Regions from separate parts of the Homo sapiens genome. Here region 1 is linked to region 2. A link is an interaction called in ENCODE POLR2A ChIA-PET data of the cell type or tissue named here. Cell type or tissue: HepG2. All regions are shown on one strand.

Evidence for each region. Peaks named below come from ENCODE experiments on the same cell type or tissue, not always from the same donor. Only the 100,000 strongest peaks of a DNase experiment are listed, where the experiment ranks them.
Region 1: POLR2A ChIA-PET joins it to region 2 with 6 read pairs; 5 of 35 experiments call an interaction of 5 or more read pairs at or near these places.

Annotation. Positions count from the first base shown.
Region 1 is chr5:173,824,886-173,828,885 of GRCh38, reverse strand. No RefSeq gene overlaps it. Among named protein-coding and RNA genes, the nearest start is that of LINC01485, 36 kb to the right of the region's middle. In HepG2, no CTCF peak of the experiment used is centred here; DNase peaks (open chromatin) are centred at 1,715, 2,305 and 3,475; H3K4me3 peaks cover 1,747 bases.
Region 2 is chr5:173,939,867-173,943,866 of GRCh38, reverse strand. It overlaps CPEB4 (cytoplasmic polyadenylation element binding protein 4), which reads right to left. Exons shown (of 10, transcript NM_030627.4): 4 at 818-841. Among named protein-coding and RNA genes, the nearest start is that of C5orf47, 47 kb to the left of the region's middle. RefSeq lists an enhancer at 1,569-2,207. In HepG2, no CTCF peak of the experiment used is centred here; a DNase peak (open chromatin) is centred at 1,686.

The DNA of each region.
Region 1 (4,000 bases), 110 kb after region 2:
CAATTCATCCATACCATCTCTCAACTTTGCACCTTCTCCCATGTCCCTACATACCTCCTCAAGTCTTCTTGTTTCTGAAGATCACAGATCTGATTCCAAATAAGGAAGATTTGGCCAAATCTCAGCTTTTCCAGCATGTAGTTAGAAATGACCCATAGGCCAAGAGAATCCTCTTGTGAGGATTGACTAGGGCCATTTGGTTGTAGAGGCAAATTGCCCTACAGAGTGGTAGGAAGGGACTTGGACTCCACTTGGAGGGTCTCTGCAAATCTCAGCTCTGACACCTATTAGCAGTAGGACTCTGGGTAGTGACTTACCTTCTTTAAACCTGAGCTTCCCTTTCCTATGTAAAATCCTTCACTTACCCCAGCTGCCTTTAAGGGCCCTGCATAATCTAGGCCCCGTTAGACCCTCCAGTCTCATTCCTTACAATTCCTTCATTAGTTAAGATTCGTGGAGCAAATAACAAACAAGCAGCGGCTTAAATCACAAGGATGTCTGTTGTTTCCGTATTGAGAAGTCTGAGGGGTACACCCTTGCAGCGTGGCTTCAGCAGTAGCTCAGTGTCCAGATATCTGGATGGTCCATTGGGTCCACATCTCTCCAGTTCTCTTGGTTTTCCCCTTGTTATCTCAAGATGGCTGCCATGGCTCCAGGCATTGCACCCACACGGGACAGTGACAAACTCTCTTCATGTACTTCTTTACTTTGATCTGAAGCTCCCCAGGAGACTTCTTCTGACACTTTTTTAGATGAGACCATATCATGTGGCCGCTCTAGCTGCAAGGGAAGCTGATGAAGCACACATCTTGCTTTTCTTCTGTTAAGGTAAGGCTGGTGAGGGAGAAGTGGATTGCAAATGCCTGCTGAGTGGCTGAGCAACATTGGCTGCTACATCCCTAACAAACATCCCGTCCCTCTATCACACCAATCTGCTCAGTGTTCCCCCAAAACAGCATAGAATTTCAGGCCTCTCTATCATTTTATATGATGGTTTTCTCTGCCTATAATGCCCTTCCTTCCCTTCTTCATCTGGTAAACCCCTACTTAACTTCTAAGTTTCAACTCGGAGATGCCTTTGTTGAATATCACCTACATTCTCAAGTGTGTGTTAGATGGACCTCTGCTCTCTGGACAGAAAGTGTCCCTTTCCCACCTTCTGTATCCTATTGTCAAGCATATAACCATATAAAACAGGTGTTCATTAAATGTTCATTGAATAAATGAAGTTAATAGTCACTACCTTGCAGTCATTATGAAGTTGAAAATGAAATAAGAAATAATAGACATTTTAATAATAATCGACATACTATTAATAACTTCAACTCACATTAACTGTGTACTTAGCTAAGTGTCAGCCACTGGTCCAAACATCTAAAACGCCTAACTCATCAGATCCTAACAAAAACCCTATGAAGTAAGCCAATTTGTTGGCATGAGCTAGGTTTTGCTGAAGTAAATACCAAAGGTTTATTTCTCACTCCTGCTCAATATTCTTTGTGAGCTGAGGGGATCTCTTTTCACTGTAATTGCTTGAGAATCCAAGCTGGCCATCCTGTAGTTGCAACACTCAAATCACCTGGCCTGCCTCCTTGGTCAACATGGCAAGGTAGAGAGTGTGGAGAACCCATACCAGCTCTGAATGCTTCTATCTAGAAGTGATGTACACCACTTCCCCTTATATTTCCTGGTCAGGGCAAGTCACATAGTCCAAGTTCACAGTCCATGCCCAAGTTCAAAAGATTATGTGTGCTGAAAAAGTTGTTGGTGAGCTCTAGTGTATCTACCACATAGGTGCTCTTATCAGCTTTACTTAACAGATGAAGAAACTGAAGAAGAAAATGAGGGTGAAACCATTTGCCCAAGGTCACATAGCTAGTAAGGGGTTAATGCGGAATTCAAATTTGGCCTTTGTGAATTAGGGCAGAGGTCATCAAACTCTGTAAAGGGTAGGAGAGTGAATATTTTAGGTTTTGCAAGCCATATGGTCTTCGTCACAGCTACTCAACTCTACTGTTATAGCACAAAAACAGCCACAGATGATATGTATATGAGCGGGTATGGCTATGTTCCAATAAAACTTTATTTACAGAAGTATGGGGTGGGCCAGGTTTGGCCAGTGGGCCATGGTTTGCTGACGCCTGAGTGACAGTCCTTGCTCATGACCTCAAGGTTACCTTGAACTCTGCAAATTGTGAGATAATGAACCAATGTGAGTTCTTACATCCATTTTCCACCAAATATCAGCTACAACATGACCTCCCTAGCTGCTCAGAGTTAAATGATTTCACAGACTTTAATGGGTCACTGAGCTTTCATCTAGCCAAGGTTAAGGGTAACCAGCTTCTCTTTGGGGCCTGGTTAATTATTACCGTGCAAGTTTAAAGGGAATGACAGACAGGTAATTTTCTTACTAAAAATGACAACAGGAACCATACCAAGAACCAAGCAAGCCACTCTTAAACCCCCATTAGCTGGTGGGGTCATTTCTAATGGCACATTCACCGACGGGACAATCGTTCTGCTGGCCTATGCTAACCAGCAATTGAAATCAATGGGAGGCTCTGGGCACCAAAGCGGGTTTTTTTCTGGGCCACCTAACCCAGACCTTGTTTTTCCAGCTGACACTCTGCCTGTGTCAGCTAATTCCTGCTTTGGAAAATGCATTCCAGGGCTAATAAGGACTTTAAAGTCACACTATTTTCTCACCATGTTATTAAAACCCAAACGGCTTTGCTTATTCCTAACATGACCAGGAGGTTCTCTGGCTAGCTTAGAAATTGCCCGAATGTCACAGAAGCTGGGGTTTCAATTGGGAAGACAAATCATGAGGTTTATTTATTGATTTTATTAAATTAAGAATTTGTTTTTAAATTATTCAAGTGCTGTAATAGCAAAGCAGTGAGTTAGGTGCCATAAGAGAATCACATGAAGACCACGATTGGACTAGAAGGCTGACATGTTTGAAAATCTGCAAGGCAGCGTTCACCTGCACCACTTACTTACTTGTGGTAGGAAGCTGGGCAAACCTCTTCACTTCACTGAGCCTCAGTTTCCCCACGTGTGAAATGGCAACAATGAGACCAATTTCACGGTGTTGTCATTGATGGTGGCAACGTGTAAGTGCCCCTGAGGCCATTCCTGAATTGCAGCTAGCATGGAAGCAGGAAGGTCGTAGGTCTGGCCAAGCCAGAAATAGCTGAGAACTGGCTCCGGAAAACTGGCAGAATCAAACCCAAGCTGTGCTCCCCAGTGCTAATTGGGAATTCATCAGGAGAAACAATGACCAGCCAGAATAATTAGGAGAATGAGCTAATGGAACCTGCCCACCCCAAGCTTTGTTCATCCTAGGATGGCAACCAGTCCTCCCCCAGGCTGGTCCACAGCTGTCTCGAGGGAGGAGGGCTGTGTGGGGGCAGAGGCAGAGTGTGCCTCATTTCAGCATGCCTATCTTTATCTCCACCATCAGTTCTCACGAATGCTGCGCTGAGCTCACCAGACGGGGCAGCCGGGGCCAATCATCCAAGGCTTAGGGAGACCTGTGGATGCTGGCAGCAAGGCAGGGCCATAAGATGCAGACTAGAGCCAGGCGTTTCCCGGGCCCCTGCTCCTCAGTGGTGCAGCCACAAGCAGAATTTTCAGAAGCATGGATGGGATTTCCGACTTCATCTAGACTTCACATCCGCTTTGTTCAGAAAAGAAAACTCAGGCCCGGAGACGGATAGTTAGTGATTTGCCAAAGGTCGTGTAGACATCAGTATTGCTGCCATCCCAGGAGCCAGACTCAAATCTCCTTACTGACCTGTCTATCTCAACACCCTTTAGAAAGAGAGCCACCAACACTGGAGTTGGAGAGGCTAGGGGTTTGTTTGAACAGAGAAGGGATAGTGTGAGGTCAAGGATGCAAATTTCTAAAATTCTGAGCTGGGTTAAAAGAAAAATCTTTCTCTACTGTGGTAATATCCACATTGGAACAAGGGACCCTCCTCTCATCCCTTCA
Region 2 (4,000 bases):
TGCTCTTACTTTAATAGAAACATTCCAGGTTTTGCCACACTTGTCTTCAATTTCTATTACTAAACACAAATAATAACAGTATATTTTTTATAAATTTATCCTATAATAGCATATGTCAAGTGAAGACACAAACTGATTATAAAACTGGAGGTTATTTCATGAATGATCTTAAAAAAATCACTTATCCTTTAAATCTAAGCTATTTAACTGTCTTACTTTCTCGTAAAAAGGCAAAATATAGGTGCCAAGAATAAGTTATTCAGGTACCTCTACGAAATGATTCTTTAGAATTACCTAAAATTTCTAGAGCTTTTCCCCCAAATGTTTGAAATTTATAGGATTAGTCATTTATTTAGCTCATCTCATTTTAAACCACATGTATTGTTTACTTAGTAAAAAAGAAAAGAAAAAAGTTGACATAAGGCATTTGAGCATAATTAAACCTCCAAGATAATGAGGTATTTTGGGACTAGTGTCACTATATTTTTCTTTTTAAAGATTCTTAATTTTTTTCTAAGAAATTCCTTTCAGAAAGGAAAAAAAGCACATCTTTAGATATAAATAAGCTGAGTTTCTCATTTAACACAGGGAAATCATTTTGATTCAAATCCAAATCCCACCATTCTGCTAAATTTCTTTATAGCTCCTTAACTCCTTCAAATTATGTCTAAAATGTTAACTGTAACACAAAAATTACCTAAGGATCAAAGCTATGCTTCATTTCCCCTCTCCCCTTCCCCACAAAGGTTAGAAATTAAACAAGCTTGGGTCGTCTCCAAATACAAGTGATACATTTAAAAGTTAAAAACAATGTTACCTCTCCTTCGCCCATATGTCCTTGCTGCATGTCAAATGAGAAAAAAACAAAAACAAAAAAACAAAACAACCTTTCAAACATTGTCAAAAGAATCAACTGTGATTTCATCTACCAGCTTTTGAAAATGGAAAAACTGTGACTATATTCTTCATTTCCTGGTAAATGTCTAAAAAAACAAGGAACGGGAGGTAAGAGGTCAATTTTGGGCATTTTTAAAATTTCTTCAAGGACACTGTAAAACTTTATTGAATCTTATTTGTTTTATGGGAAGCTTTTTGCTGTAATTGTTGCCCAAGGTTCAAACTATTATGAAACTAAGGCAGTATACAACATAATAAAAACCAACTATTACCATATTAATAACGTTTTCTCTCAGAATTCCCTGCTAACTAGCAATTTAGTAGATATACCAATATTTAATTCATGACTTTTTCACCACCAGAAGATAAATAACAACTTTACAGTATTCCTCAGTTAATCCCTTATAAGAGAAAATCATAACAAATGAAATCTTTAAGCAATTCATCAACTTCCTTTTAGCCAACAGTTCCCTATGCCTAATCAAGTCTTCTACCAAGTCCTAAATGTTGAAAAGTAAAAGGCTTGGTATTTTTATTGCCAAGTAGGTTGTAGCCAAGGGGCAAAGTAAAGGTAATTAATAATCCACTGGAATACTCAGGAAATGACAGTATAAACTTTAAATCAGAAAACCTTTGAGAAAATGTCTTCCCTGAAACAAACTGGCACTTATAAGCCCAGCCTGTCCAAACACCTCAATTCTATCCAACGAACATTTCTTGAATGCCTGATCTTGTGGATAAATAGTAAATAGTGCATGTCCCTGACCTCCAGGAACTAGCAGCTTTTAATGCCAGAAGGCCACATAAGCAAACAACAGTGTAGCATGCCTATTGTTATACTAGTTATGTGGTAGGTGTAACAGGAATAGAGGAGGAAGAACTGACTCTGATGAAAAAGTTGGGGGTGGGGGTAGGGAATTTGAGGTGGCCCTTAACAGAAAAACAGAGGAAGGGCATTCCAGGCTCAACAGCGTTACACGCAGGGGTGCTGCTGTAGCATTCAGGGAAAGGTGGCCGAACAGAAGCATGTAGAACAAGTGGGGACTTGGCTGGGGATGAGGTTTCAACAGTAAACTGGGATGGGTTTTTTCTTTTTGGAGACAGAATCTAGCTCTGTCACCCAGGCTGGAGTGGTGCAATCTCAGCTCACTGCGGCCTCCGCCTCCCGGGTTCAAGCGATTCTCGTGCCTCAGCCTCCCCAGTACCTGGTACCACAGGGGTGTGCCACCACGACCAGCTAATTTTTGTATTTTTTTTTTGGCAGAGATGGGGTTTCACTATGTTGGCCAAATTGGTCTCGAACTCCTGATCTCAAGTGATCTGCCCACCTCAGCCTCCCAAAGTCCCAGGGTTACAGCCTGGGATAGGTTTTTGAGTTAGAAGGTATAGCTCCTTTAAGAAATCACTATACAAACTCACAAACTGGTCAAGGTTTTTATTCTCATTCTTCCAGATAAATGCTAAATAATTATAACTCAGAAATATTATGTGAGTATCTTCCAAAGTGAAATTATATCTCAAACCAAAATACATTTCTGCCACACTTAGATAGCCCTGGATTTCACCAAAGTATTTGAGCAAATGGATTCACACAACATACAATCTCCCTCAAGCACTTGTGCTTTCACTTTAATAGGTCTTAAGTTTAGGGGGTTGGGGAGGGGTAGGTATTTTCTGACTTAATCAGACAGAGGTTAGAAAGACAAATAGCATCACAAAGCAGATGCTTGTTTACGAACATTCTATTCATACAACTGCTTCAAAGATTAGGGAGTCTGGGGAAACAAAGTAACGATTTGAAAATCTTAATGCTGTCAATCTTAAAAAGTTGATTGATGCTGCTTGGATTTCTGAGAAAACAGATATTTGAAAAGAATAAGCTTTTATAATATAGCTACAAAATTAACATGAAAACTCTCATGGCTTCCATTATATCAAAAATAAATAATTTCCGGAATAGTAAGGGCTGTGGATCAAAAGTTACAATCAAATACTCTCGAAATCTTCAAATGTACACTCTCAAACTTTGATTGTATACTATAAAATTAAACTGGTCAATATAAAATAATTCATGGTTAAATTCTGAGATTAAATTCTGAAAGCTATGTAGATATTTTCTCATATTAAGGGAAAATAGGTTATAAGTGAATAATGTTTACAACTATAAAAGTTGCCCAATCAAATCAGGAAATTAATGTAAATTAATATTGAAGAAATAAAAACAATGACATTCTGGAACATGCAAAACGAGAATGTGTAATTTTTATTTCCACTTATTGTAATACTTATACATTATTTTTCATGTAAATTTTGACATATGACATATACACAAAAATAAACCATAAGTTCAATGAATTTTCTACAAATTGAACAGATCTATGTAACCAGAACCCAGACATTAATAGAATGCTAAATAACGCCACTTTATCTTACATAAAAAAGATGTACTAAGCACTTTTCCTCACTTATTTCAAATTATATTGGCACACACTTTATGATGAAATTCTTGCAACATAGAACTTCTCTGCTTTCCTGAGGAAAATGTCAGACAGATTTCCAATCTCATGACTAGCAAGTATTGCCTGTTATTTGATGTTTCTCAAATATCCGAGGAAGTGTAAGTTAAAAAATGACTTTAATTATGTTCAAAGAAATCTACATTTTGGAAAAGTTCTAAGTCAGCCAAACTAACCCTGCTCAGAAGTTTCCTTCAGTTACCAAAAAGTAGACTCTTCAAAGATTGTTTAGATGCATGCTCTTGCCACTGAATAAAAATCTCCCAGTCCCCACCAAAGTTTAAATGATTACGATTTATATGTTTATCCACTTGTATTATTTCTTAGTTTTGATTTATTTTATTTTTATTTTTGGAGATGGATTCTCGCCCAGGCTGGAGTGCGGTGGCACGATCTCAGCTCACTGCAACCTCTGCCTCCCAGATTCAAGCAATTCTTCTTGCCTCAGTCTCGCTGGGACTATACACCACCACATCCAGCTTTTTTTTTTTTTTTTTGTATTTTATTAGAGACATGGTTTTACCCTGTTGAACAGGCTGGTCTCAAACCCCCGAGCTCAGGCAATCTGCCCACTTCAGCCTCCCAAA